Linked DNA regions of Homo sapiens: region 1 is linked to region 2. A link is a loop called in an ENCODE intact Hi-C map of the cell type or tissue named here. Cell type or tissue: OCI-LY7. All regions are shown on one strand. Each heading gives the region's core, and the rest is flanking DNA. Links, peaks and the distances in the headings are about the cores only.

Region 1 (3,631 bases), core at 1,081-3,580, 110 kb before region 2:
TAGATGTGAGTGGATTCAGAAAAAATAAAAATGTTGTTTTTATTAAATTGGATATGACCATTGAGTTCTTTCTCCATTGTCCTCTTTTGTTAATGTGAGAATAAAAATAGTCTACACTTTAGGCTACTTTTTGCTTACCTTCATGATGCTTTTTTTGAGGATGAATTTTAAAAAATACTTTCGGGCCCACGTTTTTTAAAAACTACATTCTCTACTGCTTAGTTAAGATGTAAGGAATTCAAAAGCTCCTTATAATATTAGCTTAAGTGAACACAATTAGAAAAATAAGTCTAGTGGGGAAAGCAATCATTAACAAATTTCAAAGCCACACAAACTCTTTTAAAGATTATGTGCTATTTATGTTTCTGTACTTGAGGGATGAGTATACTTATTTTAAATTCCACCACAGGTCAGAACAAGTAAAAAAATAAAAATAAAATTGGTAAAACTCAAAGCAGTTATATACATCTAGCATTATTTATATATTGAAAATGAGATGAAAGCTAATGATTACATGAGCTGTTTGAGTTGAATGTGGATTTAGGTTTTATTCTTGTTGGTCCCAGCTCTCGTTAACAATAAGTTATATTCAGTTTGACACTTTTAAACGTTATGTGGCACGTTGGTGAATACAGTAGGAGGGATTTTCTCTTCAGAGTGGTATAGAAGAGATGTTACGTGATTTTTTTTTTAAACTTTTTGCTCATGTCTTAGGCAATGAATTGACTGTATGTCTTAATTAGTTTCTAAGACCAAGAAAACCTCAGGTTTTTTAAGTGACAGTTTGTTCAGTGCACTTTGCAAAGCTATAAAATAAGTAGCAAAGTACCACGAGAAGAATATTGCATGGACTAGATATCAGGACATGTGAATTCTAGTGTATTTCCATTATATTAGCTAATAATATGTCCTTTAATAATTGATACCACTTTTCTGACCTCACTTACCTCATCTGTCAAAAGGGGTTGATGTTTTTCTAGTTAACATTATTATTGTTTTGCTCAAAAAAGGACAGAGGGTATTAAAGAATATTGGACACTCAGAGTATCTAGTAATAAAGTGGTAGGGATCATATTGGTATGGTAGCAGTAAAATTTTATAAACAGAAAGGAAATGTTGAGTTGCTAGACATGATCTGAGACCATCTTAAGTTCTAACTCTGTTTTTAGATAAGGCTTTCAACCTCTTTCTGCATTGGTTTCCTCACCTCTAACTAGGGGAAGGTAATACCTACCCTGTCTACTCCACAAGATGATTATTTGATTATAGTAACAGCATTTGTTTAAATCATTGCTAATTTTTAAGTACATAAACTGGTAATGGGTCAGAGTAGTAGTAAATCTAATCTTTGCCTTAAAAAAAGTAAGTGAATAAAAAAATTTGAATAACTATGTAAAGAATAACCTTGCTTTTGCTTTTAATTAACTTTTTTGGTAAATATAATTTTTGTACAACTTCTCAGTGTGGTTGATCAACATGAAGAATATACAGTAACTCTGGGCTTTCTTTTTTCTCATTTTAGATTAAGGATACTTGGCATCAAGTTTATAGAAGACATTTTTTAAAAACAGCTCTAAACCATTGTAACCTTTGTCGAAGAGGTTTTTATTACTACCAAAGGCATTTTGTAGATTCTGAGGTAAGGTTTCCAAAAACAAAGAGAAGTATTTTTAAGCAACAGTTGTCAAAATATGCTTAAAAGTAAACTTTAGCTTAAGCATTAATTTTAAGTCCTTTGATCATCTGGGGAAAAAAAGTATGTGTAATTTATAAAGAATAATCTAACTCTTATATTTTCAAAGATATTTGCCACTTTGTTCGTGATACGTGCATATTATCCCCAATGCTTATAAGAATATGTGAATATAAATAGTAAAAAAAAGTGTGAATATAAATAGTAAAAAAAATAAATAAATAACAGGAAATAGTCCCTTATTCCCTGACCTGTAAGAATTTTAGTTAACATTTTTATGTATTTCTTTTCAACTTTTTCTGTACATAGGGAGAGAGACAGAGAGGGAAAGAGAAAGTGTGTGTGTATCTGTGTGTGTAACATAACCATCCATTTGCATAATGGAAATCATCCTGCAAAACAGTTTTTATCATGCTTTTTTCAGGTGTCATAATTATTTCTTCATATCACTAAATCTTGTTTTAAATAATCATAAAGTTCTTGTATTAAAATGATTCATAATTTAAAGTAACCCCTAGGTGGCAGCAGTCTGATATATTTTCAGCATTTTCTTACAAGCAAAAATGCTTTTAAATATCCTTTTGATAAAGCTCAGTTAATCAACAATCTTATTTAATTGAGACTTCTAACATGCTGTTCTTTTGTTTTCAGTAGATGAACATAAATTTATATTTAAATGCACCTAATTAAAAGTGGCAAGTTTTTTTTGCATAATTTTAATTGTAGAGTGAACTTCTTTCTATAGAAACTTCTGTAGAAAGAAGAAACTTCTGTAGAAACTGCCTTCTGTAGAATAAGCTTCTTTTTAAATACATCACTTTATTTTCACACAGCTGAATTTTAAAAATGGCTTGAGTACAGACTCAAAGAAAAGAGGTTAACCTAAGGACGTATTTAAGATAAACATGGTTAGCTGAAACTAAATATAAATGGAGGGTATATGCTGTGAATTTCAACTTACATACAATGTAATGTAATTTGCTACTACTCAAGCTTATTTACTTTGTCATTAGAATTGAAACAAAGCTATCTAGGTGTCAGACAGATATAAGCCAAATTATGCAGAATTTCATGGCTCCGTACAGAAAGGATTCTGTAGCTTATATCTACAGTATATGCATTAGGTAAATCTGAGTACTTTTTAAGCTTAGGACATATCTACTGGTTCTAGTAGTTGTATGTGTTTACGATGATAGTTTTCATTTTAACTTTGCATCTGGTAATCTTAGTTACTTAATATTTCAGTTGGAATGCAATGATGTGGTCTTGTTTTGGCGTATACAGCGCATGCTTGCTATCACCGCAAATACTTTAAGGCAACAACTTACAAATACTGAAGGTAAGCCACATAGGGACTGCAGTCTTATTTTGACATTAAAAAATAATAGTGGTAATATCCATATTTAATAGAAGGATGCCAAAATACTTCCCAAAAGTAGATTTATTAGAAAAACTGGCCAGGTGTGGTAGCTCATGCCTGTAATCTCAGCATGTTGAGAGGCCGAGGCAGGAAAACCGCTTGAGGCCTGTAGTTTGAGACCAGCCTGGGCAACATTGTGAGACTCTATCTCTACAAACAATAAAATAAATTAGCCGGGCATGGTGGCACACATCTGTAGTTCTAGCTACTTGGGAGGCTGAGATGGGAGGATCACTTGAGCCCTAGGATTTTGAGGCTACAATGAGCTATGATCATACTACTGCACTCTAGCCTAGGTGACAGAGTAAGACCTTGTCTCTTTAAAAAAAAAAGACAAAAATTATTATTTGCTTTTAAAATAAATCATAATTGGAAAAGATGGGTGATAAAACATACCAGGAGTTTATTTTCATTGCATGAAACTCTGTTGGGAATGGACTCCTAGGTATCACTTAGTTTTTTGGGAAATCTGCACTTCCATTAAAGTGTATAGCTTAAGAATATGACATTCTCTGAGA
Region 2 (8,850 bases), core at 3,236-5,735:
CAGGCCACCTCGGAGGCTGCTTTGGGAAGGCCGTGTCTCCGGGGCTCCCAAAGGAAATGGGAGATAACCGGGAGCAGGGAGGAGCACCTCAAATTCCCCCAGCCCTCCTAGACTGTCTGGACACATCTGGCCCCCTCTCTTCTGGGGAAGTGCTGGCCTCTCCAATCAGAGGTTTTGATATAATTTGCCCTTTTCCAGCCTGTTGAGAGAAATTGTCTGAAAGATAGGCGTGCTTTTCTGTCCGTGGTATTAAGTGTGTATTTGTACATCTTCTCTGCATCTTTTCTGTCTCACATCATGGGGGAGAAGCTCTCTTATAAACAACAGTCACAGTTACACTGATTCACACCTTTACGTTTAAACCAAATGATACCACGTTCTCTTCCTACTCTGAGAAAAAGAAAGGGAGGAAGAAAAGACACAAGGGGGGAAGGATTTATTGAATGCCCTGTGTCCTGAAATAGTGTCGGGGACTTGGTAAGTCATAATAAACCAATTTTGTTGAAAAAATGAACAAGGGACTATTTAAAGCCAAGCATTGTGCTAGGAGTTTCCAAAAGTATTTTCTGTACTCTTCTCAGCTCTGTGATAAAGGAGTTGTTAGCCCCTTTTTACAAAAAGATTGAGTGACTTACCCAAGACCGCACAGAAGAGAAGCAGTGGCCCCTGGACTTGAATCTGGGTCTTTTTCCCAGACTCCAGCAGCTCTGCCCCAACTCTATTTGGTGGCCTCTGCCCATGGGCCGGTGCTGTGGGAGGTAGGACTGCTTTCTCACTTCTGGGCACGAGGGTAGAGTGGATGGGGCTCCACTTTCCCCATGCTCCTTGCTCCGACCCCTGTTCTTGTCCATTTGGCCGTGGCCAGCCCCTGCCTGGTGTTAGCAGCATCGTAGAAGGGAGGCTTATGAGGACAAAAGCAGAAATTGCAAAGTTATGGACATTTCCTGAGCCTCGAGATTAGCTCCAGGGTGGTTTTTGTAACAGTGGTTCTGGCCCCCAGATGTCTGCTTCTCTGTCAAGTTACCCCATGTGTGGGTCGTGTCTGCTGAAGGCTTAGCAGGAAGGCAGGGGATAAGCATTTTTTTTTTCCTTTGGGAACTGTGGCATGTGGATTTTGGACATGGAACTTCAGTGTTCATTCATCCTTTCATTCATTCACTCACTCCTAACTTCATTACTTCATTTATTCATTCATATACTCAATCCACACTCTATGTAGGACATGAGCCAGGCACAGATGTCCAGCATGAAGCATGCAGAAATGAGTAAGGCAGGGGCCCTATTTCCCATCCACTAAGAAATGTTTAATAATAGCACCAAAAATAACAACAGTTAACAGCTTTATCATTTACAGAATGCCCTCACAGCTCTCATCCAATCTTCACCACATAAATTGTGGTAGGAACTATTGCTAAATGGATTTCATAGATAAGGAAAACAACACTCAGATTTGGCCAAAAAGTCAGTAAGTGGCTGGGGTGAGTTTGCACCCCAGTCCTTTGATCCCAGGTCCTGTGTGGTTTTGAGTAGCCCCAGTGTTTCCCCTCTGCATTTCTCTGTCTGCCACTTTATGACCAAGGAGTCAGCCCATTTTGGATAATGAAACCACCTAAACCCACTCTGTTTGACTCCTTCGAATAGTGGGGAAAGGGTGGCATTTCGCAGAACTCTTCAGGAGAGGCTGCTTTGTTTATGTTCTTGAGAGTTCACAAGTGGGTTGCAAGGGTCCCCCTATTTTGGACTAAAGTAGTGATTTTCAATTTTGTCTGTACATTGGAAGCTTGCAAACACTCAGGCCTGGGCCCCATCCCAGAGATGGTGATTCACTGGCTTGAGATGGGGTCCAGGCAGTATGTTTTTCTGTCCACATCCATTCTGAGCTAGGGTGTTCCTTGGCCCTACTCAAAATGCTCAGTTTTGGCCTGTTCTGCAAATATCCTCTGACTGGAAGGGAATGCTGAGAGGAGGGAGGTGTATGCCCCAGCAGCCGTCTGGGCTTAAGGGATCTCATGCCCTGCTAGGCACCAAGCTAGAGCGGAGGGTCCCTCATGGATGGCCTGGTGGACACTGCAGGTTAACATTTAACTAGCAGTACTCTGGGAAACAGGTCTAATGTCTGACGTTAAGGGTTGCCTTCAGCGGCCCAGAAAATTCCTGTTAAATTAGAAAATATGATGTCACTGCTATCCTGTACAATACTTACAGGGGTAATGACACTGTGTCCGGGAGAGGAGGCATGAGAATGGAAAAGACAGACCACTTCTTTGCATAGGGCTCCCAGTCTGGAGGAAAAATACATACAGAGATCATTTCAACAGAATGGGACATGGGGAATCGGGACCGACTCTGCCTACAGAGGTCCAGGAAGGATGAACCACAGAGATGTCCATGATTTGGTTTTGAAGGGAGGGTTGGATTTCTCCTGGCCCGACTGTGGGAGGTGCTTTGCAAATGGAAGGCACAGCAAGAACAAGGCAAATCGTGCTCAGGAAAAGCGAGACATCCAGCAGGAGCACAGGGGGAAAGGTGAAGCTAAGCCTAGAAGGTTGCAGGTTTGCAGCTTTATTCTAGAGTCAAGAAAGAACTGGGAAAGGATTTCAAGCGAGGGAATGACAAGGTCTGTGTCTTGGGAAGAGCAGCTGTGCCGTAATGTGGAGAATGCATTGGGCTTACAGTGATTGATTCCAATGAGCAATGGAGATTGAAGGGACAGAGACTAATTCAAGCTATCGCAGGGCCAGAACTGGGTGGTGGCTGAAGGTTGGAGAGAAGAGGCCAGAGGAGGATGCTCGTGTCAAGCCCCTTGGAAAGGAGAGAATGGGACTATTTATAATGAATTAGCAGCCAGCAGCCGCTCCTGTCACTGCTGTTAGAAAACTGGCCTTTGACCTCGGAAGGGTCCATCCTCCAACTGCCACTCCCTGGCTCACTGCAGAGTCATGCAAGGTGATGCTCCCCCATAACTATGGTCTCGATGCATCTCAGATTCTAGCCCCTCAGCTCCCTATGGGGGTTAATCTGCATCTGAACGTACTGGTGCAGGCATTCTCACATGTGGGGCCTTAAATGTTAGAGTCTCTCTTGCTGACCAAATGCTCTGGGCTCCCCAAGGCTGAGAGCTATTAGGGAAACAAAGGAAAGCCCTTTTAATTAGGCTCTCTGCATTTCCCCGCAGGAGAGGGAGGAGGGGCGCAAGAGCCCCAGTTGTTCTGGTGATTAGATACAACAGGGGAGAAGTTTAAAACATCTGGGTGTATTTATACCTCCAAAGCCATGACCGAAACACGTGAGGATTCAAAGGAGCTGAGCCTTCCACTGGGCTTTTGTTTACGTTTATTGGCAGATGCCTGGGAGGATCCAGGGTTGATGGGAAGTCTCAGGGGCAGCCCTTCCTCAGTCTCTGGAGACACTCACCTTCCCCTCCCCCTCCCGCCAGAGCCCAGGCCTGGGGAAGAGAGGAGGGAGACTTATTATTCTAGAAAGTTACATTTATAGTGTTGTTCAGCACACCACTTAAAAAAAATTTATTTCAGGTTTAGGGATATATGTGCAGGTTTGTTATGTAGGTAACTTGTGTGTCTCAGGGGTTTGCTGTACAAATTGTTTTGCATCCAGGTACTAAGCATAGTACCTGTTGTTTTGTATCCAGGCACTAAGCATAGTACCTGTTGTTTCGCATCCAGGTACTAAGCGTAGTACCTAATAGGTAGTTTTATGATCCTCACCACTTTGTTTCTTAACCAAGTATCCCACTTTATACCCAGCAGGCACACTGAGGGATGGGAACTAGCAGACTGGTCTCCAGCAGGTTTTAGACTTGCAGTTAAGAACTGTGTTAAAACTCGCAACCAATTTTCTGTAATACATAAATACATATCCTTAAAAAAAAGGCGGGGAGAAGGAGCAATGAGTGTTTATAGAGATTTGTCCTCAGTAGTCACTGGCAAATTCAAACGGAAGACTATAGATGAAGACAAAGATTTCAGTGGTCTCTGTTTTGCAGCATCTGGCAAAATTCAGATGTCATTGAGACTCTGCAGTGGTTGAATGTCCTTTTCTACAAGTTATGGCTAGTGTAAGCTATTAGAAAAAAATGTCAATAAAAGAAGGCAAGATTCTTCTCATTTGATACCCCAGTGCGGATCTTCTAGAAAAGTCACCTCTATGCAAATCCTCTCACCCTGACAGCCGCAGAGGACAGGAAGCCCTTCCCCTGGCTGATGTCACATTTTTTTTTTTTCTGAGAACGACTACTTTTCAAAAAGGCATTTAGAACAAATTGTGCCGTTTGAGAGAAGACAGGGATAGAACAGAAACCGTCAAGCTTTAATTTCCCTGCTAATTAATGCTTGATCATCTATCCTTTTATGATTCTTGACCCCAGAAGGAAAATTTATTAGTACTTTTAGATTTTGCACAGTCGTGCTAAATGAGGCATGTAATGCATTAATTTAGTGCCTCGTTAGCATAAACAGGGCCTCCCCAGCCCCACCCCCCATTCCCCATGGAAGGTTTCTCTGGAGCTGTAGGGAACTTACCTAGCACAGAATGCATTATTTGGCTCTGGTGTCTGAGAGGCCATAGCCAAGGTGGGGGCTTGCCCTACCCACCCTGGGGGATTCAAACATCAGACCTGTCTCTCCTTTTAATGAGAACATTTAAATCCCAAAGGCTTCAAGCCACTTCACACCAGTCCTCATCTTACAGAAGGCCCAGTCTGTGCAACTACTTTTCAGCATCTCAGTCCTACCCCTCAAATCAAAAAATGAAATCTTAACCCTAGGAGGGGATTTCTGTTGGTTGGGATAGTGAACTGTTGGTGTCCTAGCTGATTCAGGTCATATTCAGCACAGGCATTTAGCCTAGATATTTACCTGGAATAGAAGCCAGCTCAGTAAATGCCCAGGTTTGCTGCAGGTACGTTTAAAACCCTGCAAAGGATGCTTCAAGTTGATGCAGTCCAGCACCCTGTGTTTTAACGGAGGCAGAGAATTGTGGAGAAGTTTGCTGGGCAGGGAGCAGGGACTCTGCTCTGACTCTGCCGCCAACTCCCTTGGGAACTGCGGAAAGGCACTTGCCCTTTCGGACCTCTGCTCTCCCATCTGTTAAACAATCTGTAAATCTCATGTCTAAGGTCCCTTCCGGTTTTGACATTCCATCATTCAACGTGCTGAGAATGCCAGGGGCAGACTGCGTGAAAGAGAAAGTCTATCGCTTTGGGCAAATCTATTTTTAGGAACATAACCCAAGAAGATAATTAGATGTACACATGAAAATAAGGTATTTATGAGATTACAAAAGACTGGTTAAATAAAATATAGTATATCTATATGACACAATCCTATGAAACCATTAAAAATAACACCATAGAATAGTATAGTCATGGAAAGACATTCGTAATATTTTGTTTTGCAAAAATCCAGGGCTTTTAAACAAGACTTCACACAGGATAATAGTTTTGCAAAAATATATCCAAAAAATATGCCTAGAAAGAGATCTGAGGGGATCTACACCAAACTGTTAATATCTATCTTTAGGTAGTAGGGTTTTAGGAGATATTTGTCTTTTTTATAATTTTCTGTATTTCCAATACAGAAAATGAAGGTGTATCATTCTTAGAAAAAATACAAGTGTGTATCATTCTTGGAAATTTACTTAAAATGAATGTGTATCATTCTTAGAAAAAAATATTAAAATTATTTAAAAGAAACAAAATTTTGTTCTTAAATATGTGTATTCTTTTCACATCTCATTTTTCAGATACATGAAATGGCAGCTACGAAACATCTTAAAAGGTCAGAAAATAAATGAATTGTTGGCTAGAGGTCAGCCAACAATAAAAAATTTGGATGATCAAAACTGCTTGACATATATACAATGCTAGGTGAGTTAATTTTATTAAGGCTGAAGAGAAAAAAATGTATAAAGGTTTTCAAATGAAGAACCTGGCCTGACTGGCATGTGTCCTTATTATGATCCCAGCGTGTCCATCTTGCAGAGGGCTTAAAGATGATCCACATCAGCTCCCACATTACACAGACAGGTAAGGCACTTGCTCCAGGTCTGGGAGCTGTTTACAGCAAAGCCAGGACTAGAACCCTGTGTCCAGCTCTAGCTCCCATCTCAGGGCCAAAGCTACAAGGACACCCGCCCTCTCCGTGTGACCATGGAGGATGCCGGGGCTGAGATTTCCTTCCTGGAGCGCTCCAGGTATGCATTCTGACGGCTCACGTTACTTTCTTCTCAGTGGCGGTCCTTGGCTCTAGAATGTGATCTCCTTGGAGATAGACATGGCACTAGGCGTGCGGATCCTGTCTGGAGTGGGCAGAGCTTCTTCTAGAATACCAGGGCTTCCTGCCACATTCTCTTCACTGCACGGCAGTTTGTCTGTGTTCTCTGAAGTACTCTTCTGGGTTAATTTGCCCTAAGGGAGGAGAGCAGAGATTGGAAAAGTCAAAATATTAGATTACGTGAATATCGCTTATAAATTACTTGGAAATTCAATTCTACCACTATCCCCTGAGAATGTCCTCATTGCTGGGAACTGTCCTCACTGCTGGATCTTTGGGAGGAAGGAGGGTGATGAAAGGAAAGAGGAAGATGCTGTAGACACTGCCGCTGCACTCCAGGGTCTCAGAATCTGAGTGGGGGAATAGTCAATGGGAAGAAGGAGCTGTAAAATAAGGCAGCCTAGAAGAATGTGAAAAGGTACAAGCCGAATACAACACCAGCAGACTCAACAGGGATTGTTTAGTTTGGAGGGAGGAGGTCCCTAAAGGCTTCCAGGAAAGGATGGCATTTGAGATAGGTCTTTGGGAAATGGGATCTCAACATTTAGAGACAGAGAAAGGAGCATTTGAGGTTGAGGGAGCTGTGAGTGACAGTATGGTCAATGCAGATGCAGAACGGCCTTGGGGGTGGAACTAGAAACAGGTAAGGGGCCAGTGTGGCCGGAACTCAGTGCACATAGGAAAATATGAAGAGAAGGTGTTGGAGGGATGTGGGGTCATGGTTTGAGGTGCTTGAAGAACCCATAAAAGTATCTGGACTTATCCTATATGAAAAAAGGAGGTGTTGCCTGCAGGATTTTGAGGTGAGCTGTGCTTTAGGAATTTTTTTTTTTTCACATTGGAGGGGAAAAGACTAGAGTCAGAAGCAGTCATTTTAGAGAGAAGAAATAATCGTGATGACAGGAAGATCCCAGGTCCCCTGCTTCCAGCTGGCGAGGAGAGAAACCAAGCTCTTTGGTTCTTCTTAGACTTTGTGGCTGCTCTTACAACTTGCTGAGAGAAACTTCTGAGCTGGTGTTTCAGCAGCTTTAGTTAGAAGCCAGGAAATGTAACTAGTGATGTTGGTGGCCCCTCTGCGATGGGTGGAAGGCTGGCGTCCTCCCCACTACCATGCAGGAGAAATTGTGCTCCCACGCTAACAGCTGGGACCCCAGTGTGGTCCTGAGTCGGCGACTGTAAAGCTACATTTTCCAACTAAGGGATGCCTCAGGAAATAATAAATCTCTCAGGATTTATGGGCCAGGAAATTCTTTCAGGAGAGAAAATAGAGAAGAGGTAAAGCAGAGATGGGGCAAGGCAGGAGAGCAGCTGCCCAGGACCCTCCTGGCACAAATATTGGGCTTGGTGAGTTGCGGAATTGCCCATCAGAACTCATGGCTGAGAAGGACTTGAAGGATAATCTAATAGGATCTCTTTTGCTTTCCCCTTCATTGAACTCATGCTTCCTTCTCTGCAAAGTAAGAAGGTTGAACTCAATGACCTCCAGGGTCTTTGCCTCCAGGTTATTTGATGCTTGTGGTGAAGCCAGTCTTCTCACTAAGGGCTCTGGTTATGCCACATGCCTCATTTTCCCCAGCTGAAAATGCAATCAACCGAGTCACCTATCACCCATGTTTGGGCTGAGGATTAACGATGGGAGGACATCTGGAGACTTCCCTCGGAGGGATACAGCTGGGTCTGATTACCTCTTATTTACTGTCTTTTTACTCTGGAGACGGCCCACATACTCACCCTAAGGAACAATGACAGAAGCATGCAGACCATCCCAACACACCCTCCAAAACACCCCCAGCCCAGCAGCCAGTCGCCATGCATAAAATGCATAAATCCACAAACGCAGACTCGGGCACACACATAGGCACACGCACACACGTCCTCTTTCTTCGCCTTTTCTGCCTGGTGTCTGTCAAACAGTGCATCCCCTTCATTCTCAGAGATCTGAGACCGGCCTTGTTCTGGAGTTGGTGAATTCCAGCACACCCCCTGCCTTCATTCCAAGCTGGAGCTCCGGGTGCCGTCAGCAGATGGCGCCCGGAGCTCTCAAACGACTGGGTGAATGCCTCGGGCCTGAACTTCTGGCCTCCCCACTCCCACCCTTGGAATGGGATAATTTGGGAGTCATCTGTGGGAGGGCTGCCAAGGCCTTAAATTTACTACTTGGAGCTGGGATAATTTTCCCCAGACGGGGCATGGAGGGGGAGAGAGGAGGAAGGAAGCGGGGTGGGGGCTGCAGACCTGGTCAGGGCCACGACAGCTCCAGCTCTGCCAGCCAAAGAAGGCCTCACTGAGAGGCCCCATCCAAAGGGGTGTCTGAAACAAGGGCAGGTCACACCCTGGAGGGGGAAATGCTTTCACTGCTATGAAAACCCAGGAGAACAGAAGGATTTACAGACAAAAAATAAAGCCAACAAGAGCTTCCAAATCATGTCTATCCCTCCCACTTCCAATCTCTGACTCATCTTCTAAGCCCAGTTTCAACCTCACCTACTGTGTGAAGCTGTCCCTGACCCACACACCTCCTGTCAGCATTAACCATTCATTTCCTTTTAACTTTTTATTC

The links. Hi-C counts contacts between places; a loop is a spot of excess contacts. Peaks named below come from ENCODE experiments on the same cell type or tissue, not always from the same donor. Only the 100,000 strongest peaks of a DNase experiment are listed, where the experiment ranks them.
Region 1: it touches region 2 in a loop (5-fold over the local background); 14 of 110 quality-filtered maps call a loop at or near these places.

The regions. Positions count from the first base shown.
Region 1 is chr3:193,663,358-193,666,988 of GRCh38, forward strand. OPA1 (OPA1 mitochondrial dynamin like GTPase) reads left to right here. Exons shown (of 31, transcript NM_130837.3): 27 at 1,523-1,639; 28 at 2,939-3,032. The region is part of intron 4 of LOC102724808 (a long non-coding RNA gene); the gene reads right to left. Among named protein-coding and RNA genes, the nearest start is that of OPA1-AS1, 38 kb to the left of the region's middle. In OCI-LY7, for the core only: CTCF peaks have their summits at 2,232 (motif pointing right) and 2,443; a DNase peak (open chromatin) is centred at 2,224.
Region 2 is chr3:193,772,642-193,781,491 of GRCh38, forward strand. No RefSeq gene overlaps it. Among named protein-coding and RNA genes, the nearest start is that of LINC02038, 67 kb to the right of the region's middle. RefSeq lists an enhancer at 1-903 and silencers at 8,267-8,326, 8,579-8,850. In OCI-LY7, for the core only: no CTCF peak of the experiment used is centred there; a DNase peak (open chromatin) is centred at 4,200; H3K4me3 peaks cover 1,204 bases.